Regions from separate parts of the Homo sapiens genome. Here regions 1 and 2 are each linked to region 3. The links are chromatin contacts, found by Hi-C or POLR2A ChIA-PET in ENCODE. All regions are on one chromosome and are shown on one strand. The core of a region is the stretch at or near the end of the contact, and the rest is flanking DNA. Distances in the headings are between cores, read along the strand shown. Region 1 holds the start of ECHS1 (enoyl-CoA hydratase, short chain 1). Region 2 holds the start of MTG1 (mitochondrial ribosome associated GTPase 1). Region 3 overlaps INPP5A (inositol polyphosphate-5-phosphatase A).

Region 1 (2,700 bases), core at 1-2,500, 800 kb before region 3:
CATTTACACAGGGCGTACACCAAGTAACCAATGGAAACCTCTAGAGGGTATTTAACCCCCCCAAAAAATCTGTAACGGGGCTCTTGAGCCGCTATGCTCAGCCGCTCCCACAGTGTGGAGTTATTTTCGTTGTCTTTTCTTGTTTCTTTTTTGAGACGAAGTCTGGCTCTATCGCCCAGGCTGGAGGGCAGTGGTGCGATCTCGGCTCACTGCAACCTCCGCCTCCCGGATTCAAGCAATTCTCCTGCGTCAGCCTCCCGAGTAGCTAAGACCACAGGCGTGCACCACCACGCCCGGCTAATTTTTGTGTTTTTAGTAGAGAGGGGGGTTTCACCATGTTGCCCAGGCTGGTCTCAAACTCCTGACGTCAGGTGATCTGCCCGCCTTGGCCTCCCAAAGTGCTGGGATTACAGGCCTGAGCCACCGCGCCCGGCCACACTTTTGTTTTCCATAAATCTCGCTTTTGTTGCTTCCTTCTTTCCGTGCTTTGTTTGTGCGTTTTGTCCAGTTCTTTGTTCAAGACGTCAAGAACCTGGACACCCTCCACCGGTCACAATAGCAGTTTCGCTTTCCATTCCATTTTATCCAGGGTGGTTTTATCTCCACCCTGGCGTTTGCAGAATCCGGGCAAGTACACAAATGGATGCTCCACAATACTTGTCTAGATATTTAAAAGGTATAAATAAAATAACTTAAATGAATGAAATTTTTATTATTTAAATCTGTTGAAGTCTTGTGTGCATGAAAATAAAACTCCTCCTAATGTGGCGTTCAGTGCCCACGCCGCTGCCACCGTGCCTGGCCCTGCGCCTGGGCGCGCTGTGTCCGCTGCTACAGACGCCGGCGGGCAGGCGGGCAGGCGGGCAGGCGGGCAGGCGGGCAGGCGGGCAGGCGGGCAGGCGGGCGGGGGGAGGCGGCGCAGAGCCCGGCAGGCGCCGCCGTTGCCTCCGCCTCCGCGCGGTCTCCCCGGGGCCAGCTGGGACCCCGAGGGCTGGGGCGGGGGCGGGGGCGCGGGCGACTGCGGCGGGGCCTGGAGGGCGCTGGTCCCAGCCCAGGGCGGGGTCCCGGGGACGCCCCTCGGCCTTAGATCCGCGAGCGGCAGCTCGGGCCTGGGGGCGGGGCCTGGCGGAGAGCGACCCGCTCACTCTGCCCGGGCTGATCTCGCGAGGGCCGCCTGGTCTCGCGGCGCTGGCCTGTGGGCGGAGCGAGCCCTGAAAGGCTATAGGCGAGGGGGCGGCTCCGCGGGGCCGGGCGAGGAGTCCAGAGAGCCATGGCCGCCCTGCGTGTCCTGCTGTCCTGCGTCCGCGGCCCGCTGAGGCCCCCGGTTCGCTGTCCCGCCTGGCGTCCCTTCGCCTCGGGTGAGTGCGCGGTGAGAGCTGGCGGCCCGAATCTCCTCCTGACTCCGACCTGCACGCCCAGACCAGATCCCAGACCGCACCCCCCTCCCACCTGACCCCGCATCCCCCACCTGACCCCAACCCACACCCCTCTTCCGCCTGACCCCGCACCCTCACCTGACCCCTACCCGCACCCCACTCCGCCTGACCCCGCACCCCCCCGCCTGACCCCGCACCCCCCCACCTGACCCCGCACCCTCCGGCCTGACCCCTACCCGCACCCCACTCCGCCTGACCCCGCACCCCCCCACCTGACCCCGCACCCCCCGGCCTGACCCCGCACCCCTCTTCCGTCCGATCCCGCATCCCCAGGGCCTGACTCCGCACTCTCCTGCCTGACCCCGCACCTACCACCTGACCCCGACCCGCAGCCCCTGCCTGGCTCAGGCCTGCAACACCCCCCTCGCCTAGTGCTGCACCCCCCACCTGACCCGCACCCACAGCCTGACCCAGGCTTAACACCCCCCCACCACCCGCCACCCCGCACCGACACCACCCACCTGACCCTGGCCCGCACCCCCACCCCCTGCCTGGCTCTGCAGGAGGCCACTCTCACCAGGCCACGTCCTGCGGGAGGCCCGGCGGCTGGCTGGTACTGCCCCAGTGCCAAGACCTCTGGCCAACTGGGCGCAGGGTGGGGGTTGTAAAAATCCGGGGTGTTCCCTCGGCTCTAAGAGCAGGCGTAGCTCCTGTGCAGCCGGCCAGCCCGAGAACAGGAGATGCAGGTGCATTTTGTCCTGGGTGCCTCCTGACCAGGGCCACCCCTCAGAGGGTCCTAAGGGAAAAGCTGACACCTCCTCCCCAGCCACAGGGGGCTGCCCTCTTCCTCCCTCGTGGCTCACCCGGGGCCCCACTCATGAGCGGCCATCACCGGCTCTAGTATCTGAGGAATCTTGGGCCATGCCTTGGGCTGGGGAAGAACTCTTGCTTCCTCTTCCTCCCTCACCCTGTGTAGCAGTGGACCACTGAGTTGTGTTGGTTTCATCTCCATGCTCTCCTTGGCCTTCGGCTTCTCCACCCTGACAGCAGCCCTTTCCTGGATCTTGCATGGCGGGCACTGCTGCCAGACACTTCACCTGTGATCTTCCAGTTACCCCTAGAAACCCACAGGATACGGCGGGGCACAGTGGCTAATGCCTATAATCCCAGCACTTTGGGAGGCTGAGGCAGGTGGATCACCTGAGGTCATCAAGACCACCTTGGCCAACATGGTGAAACCCCATGTCTACTAAAAATACAAAAATTAGCCAGGTGTGGTGGTGTGTGACCGTAGTCCCAGCTACTCGGGAGGCTGAGGCAGGAG
Region 2 (2,776 bases), core at 1-2,500, 820 kb before region 3:
TTTTTGTTTTCTGAGACGGAGTCTTGCTCTGTCACCCAGGCTGGAGTGCAGTGGCACGATCTCGGCTCACTGCAACCTCCGCCTGCCAGGTTCAAGCAATTCTCCTGCCTCAGCCTCCCGAGTAGCTGGGACTACAGGGACGCGCCACCATGCCGGGCTAATTTTTTGTATTTTTAGTAGAGACACGGTTTCACCATGCTGGCCAGGATAGTCTCGATGTCCTGACCTCGTGATCTGCCCACCTCGGCCTCCCAAAGTACTGGGATTACAAGCGTGAGCCACCGGGCCGGGCCCTTCCACGGGTCTTAATCTGGGCTATAACACAGAGTAACACTGGCTCATTAGGCCCCTGCTACCTCGCGGGGATGATGACGATAGTCCCCTAACCAGGAATACCACACACAACCAAGATAACAAAGCTTCCAGCTTTCTTCCCCTCCAGTGTTATCCGAAGACCGAGGACACAGCCTCAGTCACCCACACGGGCCCTTCTTCCCCCTCGGCCCCCAGTACACGCGGAGCCGACGCAGGAGTGGCCATCACAACACCTAGACGGGCTGGGCTGGCCCCAGAGGTCTTCTTGGGGCCGAATTGTGACAAACAGTAAGAATTACCAAAGACGTTAAGCAGGAGAACGACTCAAGATACCAGTTAAAACTGAACAGGTGCCTTCATACCCACTGTTTCATTTAGTCCCCAAAAGACTCAGAAAAGTCTATCTTGTCAAGAACATGTGGAAACGGAGGCTTCGGGGGATTAAAAGGGCAGAAGGAACTTGCTGGGAACAGAGGACAGGGGCGGCGGGCCAGAGGTAGGAGGTCAAGCAGGCCCTGGGTCCGAGGCTGCGCCGCGGGGGCACTCGCGGGAACGGGCCTCTCCCGCAGCTGCGCAGGGGAAGGGGTCCCGGCGGCTCCGGGAGCGGGTGAGAGCGGGGAAGGAGGGGAGACAAGGGAGGAGGGGCGGGGCCAGCCCAGAACGACCGGGAGAAGCAGGCGACGGCCGAAACCGGGGTGGGAGGGAAGCAGAGGCGCCGCGGCCGTAGGCATGACCTTGCCCCTCCCCGCCGTGCCTCACCCTTGGCCATGTGGCCCGGGAACCAGCGCGCCACGTCGCGACCGCACAGGGGGAAGTTCTCCCGCCAGGCGGCCTGGGCGGCGCTGCACAGCGCGCGCGGGGTCAATCTCATGGCGGCACCGTCCCCGGAAACGCTCCCGCAGCTGACCTCCTCTGCGCCGCTGCGACCCGCCTCTGAGGTTCCGGCGCTGCGGGCCTCCGGCACTGCGGGCTTCCGGCGCTCCAAGGGGCCGCACCACGGCCTGCGCGTGCGCACGACGTTGCCTCCGCCTCCGGCGAAGCCCGGAGTGGGCGGGGCCCGGGCCCAGAGGGAGGGACGAATGGTGGGTCGAGCGTCGGGGCGGGACTGCGAGGAGACCCGGGGGGACGGGGAGGTTCCTGGGTTTTGTGGGTTTAAGTAATTCGCAGATTTATTAACATTCATTAAATATTAAAAATCATCGTTCTCCCTTAAGCATATCCTGAGTATAAGTGTAAAAATTTAGCAATCTCTTTTTACAATTTGGTTAAAATCTCTCAAATACTTTAAATTTACCTTATAAATGTAATCTCTTCATTTTCTTTTTAAGTACTTCAGGGTTTTTGTTTGTTTTGTTTTGTTTGAGACGGAGTCTCCGCTCTGTTGCCCAAGAGTGCAGTGGCACGATCTCGCTCATTGCAACCTCCAACTCCTGAGTTCAAGGGATTCTCCCACCTCAGCCTCCGGAGTAGCTGGGATTACTGGCGCCTGCCACCACGCCGGCTGATTTTGTATTTTTAGTAGAGATGGAGTTCCACCATGTTGGCCAGGCTGGTCTCCAACTCCTGACCTCAAGTGATCTACCTGTCTCGGCCTCCCAAAATGCTGGGATTACAGGCATGAGCCACCGCGCGCAGCCTCAAGTACTTCAGGGTTTAATATAACAAACTGTTTCCAAATACTGACTGCAGTTCTGCTAAATTAAACCGATTAATTAATGAGGCTGAAATATTCTCCACTGTCCAAGACTAGACATAAATATAGTCGGATTTCAACTCTAAATCAGCAGTCAGCAACTGCTCAATTGCACACTGCGTTACAAGAGTATTACTCTACCGGAATTTTTATTTTTGAGACGGAGTCTCGCTCTGTCGCCAGGCTGGAGTGCAGTGGCGTGATCTTGGCTCACTGCAACCTCCGCCTCCCGGGGTTCAAGCAGTTCTCCTGCCTTAGCCTCCTGAGTAGCTGGGACTACAGGTGCGCACCACCACGCCCGGCTACTTTTTTTGTATTTTTAGTAGAGATGGGGTTTCACCATGTTGGCCAGGCTAGTCTCGAACTCTGACCTCAGGTGATCTGCCCACCTCAGCCTCCCAAAGTGCTGGAATTACAGGCATGAGCCATGGCACCCAGCCTCTACTGGAATTTTTTAAACAAGCTACTGAAAATACCAAACATGCTCAAATTCTAAGTACAAAAATATTGCCATGGTTCTGATGTTCTTAAACCACCTAATACCCTAACGCCTAGCTGTAAATATTTTTGGGCATGAGAGAGTGGCCCCTCCGTGGAAGACAGAAGCCTCCCAGGTGGTTTCTGGGCTGAGTGGGGGCAGTCAGGGCCTCCTGCTAGGTCAATGCCCCCAAGCCCCCTCCTCACCAAGCCGGTCCCTCACACCCAGAGGGGGCAGCCTGGGTCTTGCTGCCTTTCTCCCTGGGATACAGAATTGATGAAACCCTAAAT
Region 3 (2,700 bases), core at 33-2,532:
AGCACACACACCCCAACATCTCAACAAAACCTCACACAGCACACACACCCCAACATCAACAAAACCTCACACAGCACACACACCTCAACATCAACAAAACCTCACACAGCACACACACCCCAACATCTCAATAAAACCTCACACGGCACGTACACCCCAACATCGCAACAAAACCTCACACGGCACACACACCCCAACATCTCAACAAAACCTCACACGGCACACACACCTCAACATCAACAAAACCTCACACAGCACACACACCCCAACATCTCAACAAAACCTCACACGGCACGTACACCCCAACATCGCAACAAAACCTCACACGGCACGCACACCCCAACATCTCAACAAAACCTCACACGGCACGTACACCCCAACATCTCAACAAAACCTCAGTATCTACAAAAAGTAGCTGTGTATGAAATAAACCGAGCTGATGTTTCTTTAAACAAGTTCTTTCAATGGGATTCCAGAGGCCCAGGTCTTGCATTTCAGCAATCAGCAGAGCAAGGGAAACACTCCAAGGCACGCTGCAGACAGACGCCCAGCAGAGGCAGGGCCAGAAGCAACACCAGGTTAAGTGGCACAAACTTTCCCTCAGCAACAGTGTCCTCTGAATCCTGTCCTGTTATAAACGCTACCGAGTAAAGCCAGAACAAGCACACTAGCCCATTACCAGGACTAGAGCATGAGAACCAGCAGTACCAAAAACACTTCCCAAGGGCTAGACACATGAAAAAGAGCAAACGGCACATCCCCACCAAGAGCCCTGGGTCACGCTGCTTCACAGGGAAAGCAGCCCTGGGCAGCCTCAGCATCCCTCCCAGGGAAAGCAGCCCCGGGCGGGCGTGCTCAGCATCCCCCTCCCCCAGGACAGCACCAGCACAGCCCTACGAAAGGCCCCACCCCCAGAAACCACGACTCCTCCCAGGCAAGCTGTGCAGCTCAGGCACCTCCCTGCAAAACAGAAGCTCAGGGAAGGCCTCTGGTCCAGGTGAGGGGCCCCACACCAGGGGCATCTTGCCACCAGGGGCATCTTGCCACCAGGGGCATCTTGCCAGCTGAGAAACTCCGACATTCTTCTGAAGGCCCCCCCATGGGCCACAGGCGTTTTCCTCTGAGTATCACAATGGTCCCTCCGGCCAGCCTCTCGGCACACCTGGGCCAATACCCTGTGGGTTTCCGGCCAGGCTCTTGGATGAGTCACCTTTTCCTAGACTATCTGCGGTGCCAGACATGAGCTGTCAAATCCCCAGTGTGTAAGTCCCAAGAGGGCTCTGCAGGCTCGTCCTGTGCTGCATGCTACTCAGCAGGCCTGAGTCTCTTCTAGTCAGGAGGGACCACAGGAAACAGTGAGACAGAGGGGCACAGCAGTGGGGGACAGAGGTGGTGGTCAGGGTGCGGCCCACTCTGCCTCTAGCCCAGTCGGTCGTTAACAAGCTCAGATGCCAGAGCCAGCCCCAGCTCAGTTCACACCCTGCCCCCTCCACCTGCTACCGCAGGGCCTCACACTGGCTGCTCACTCGCTAGCCCCTGTCTTTCCATCTGTGCAATGGAGCAACACAGCACAGGCATCAGGGCTGTGGAGATGATAGGTCTCCCTTCAGACACTCGAGGTCCTTACAGCACGCACGTCAGGGCTGCGGGGATGACAGGTCTGCCTGCAGACACTCCGGGTCCTTACGGCACAAACGTCAGGGCTGACATACCTAGAGACACACCACATCCTTACAGCACTATCTGGCACATAAAGGACATAAATATCAGCTGCACTTTTTTTAAATTTAGCTAAGCTCCTTAATAGCTCTGTGTAGTCCAAAGTTGGTGGTTTTGATTATCAGTGGTCCTGAGTGACCCAGAACCACACACAGCGGCAGGAGCTGGGCCTCTGTGTTCACCCAAAGGGAACTGAAAGAAGCCCTTCCCCGCAGCTGGGGAGGACAAGGCCCAGACAGGCCCATGTGGCAGAGCCCGGCGTGCCAGCAGAGAGGGTAGGCAGGTCCCAGCAGTGTGATGAGGGATGGGTGTGTCCTTGCGCCAATGGCCCTCCTCCTCTGCTCGGCAGGAGCCTCTGGCCTCGCTGCTTTGCTAGGCGATCTCTCCTTTTCTCCCTCTTGCTGTTCACCTCATTCAGCAAAAGGCACCTGCCTCATGCTGCATTCCCAGGTAGCTGCTGTCAGGGCCAGGGAAGGTGTCCAAAGGGCCCAGGGCGGAGCCCACGGTGAGGAGGGCCCAGCAGGTGGGCGTGCACTGTGCCCAGCTGGACCTGGCCAGGCAGCAGGAGGGGTTTGGAGAATGTTCCAACGCCCCGAACCCACGGGAGTAGGCTGTGGTGGGGAGGGAGTGCCTCGTTTTCATCCCTCAGCCCCCACCCACCAGGAGAGCCAGGCAGGCTGCTGCCGTGTGATGCGCCGCTGTGCCGATGAGAGGCGACCTGAGAGCAGCAGCGGCCGGAAGGACGGCCCTCTATCCACATCGCAGCACGAAGCTCACTGGCACAGAACACCCCCACCTCCTGCTGTCCTGGCAGCCCAGAAACACCCAGCACCAGCCAGTCACCCAGAAGTGTCACCACCGTATGGGTGTCCCCAGCCACCACTTCCAAATGGCTCAGTTGGTCCCTTGGTTTTATTGTTGGTGCACTGGAATTCTTACAAAAAAAAAAAAGTGTTTTGGTACTTAGAAACACAAGAGCTG

What was found. Hi-C counts contacts between places; a loop is a spot of excess contacts on that map. ChIA-PET counts read pairs that join two places held with the same protein, here RNA polymerase II (POLR2A). Pooled maps may share reads with other maps.
Region 1: a pooled map shows a loop between it and region 3 (3-fold over the local background). The contact joins the promoter of ECHS1 here to the enhancer-like site in region 3. A Hi-C loop is called at or near these places in 4 of 37 single-sample maps with no recorded cell type and 2 of 50 pooled maps. POLR2A ChIA-PET finds 5 or more read pairs at or near these places in 1 of 52 experiments (HEK293).
Region 2: a map with no recorded cell type shows a loop between it and region 3 (5-fold over the local background). The contact joins the promoter of MTG1 here to the enhancer-like site in region 3. A Hi-C loop is called at or near these places in 10 of 37 single-sample maps with no recorded cell type and 4 of 50 pooled maps. POLR2A ChIA-PET finds 5 or more read pairs at or near these places in 1 of 52 experiments (B cell).

Annotation. Positions count from the first base shown.
Region 1 is chr10:133,371,904-133,374,603 of GRCh38, reverse strand. ECHS1 (enoyl-CoA hydratase, short chain 1) reads left to right here and starts at 1,250. Exons shown (of 8, transcript NM_004092.4): 1 at 1,250-1,358. The coding sequence starts at 1,271. RefSeq lists an enhancer at 507-596 and a silencer at 978-1,487.
Region 2 is chr10:133,392,631-133,395,406 of GRCh38, reverse strand. It overlaps MTG1 (mitochondrial ribosome associated GTPase 1), which reads right to left and starts at 1,250. Exons shown (of 11, transcript NM_138384.4): 1 at 1,075-1,250. The coding sequence starts at 1,186. RefSeq lists an enhancer at 1-524 and silencers at 849-1,048, 1,109-1,458.
Region 3 is chr10:132,570,638-132,573,337 of GRCh38, reverse strand. All of the region lies in intron 1 of INPP5A (inositol polyphosphate-5-phosphatase A), which reads right to left. Among named protein-coding and RNA genes, the nearest start is that of INPP5A, 34 kb to the right of the region's middle. RefSeq lists enhancers at 1-692, 913-962, 973-1,122, 693-1,462, 1,623-1,762 and 1 more. Within about 2 kb of position 1,282, at least 20 of the 41 ENCODE cell types and tissues checked have a DNase peak (open chromatin) inside an H3K27ac peak, as active enhancers do; they include B cell, where a contact is called at or near this core.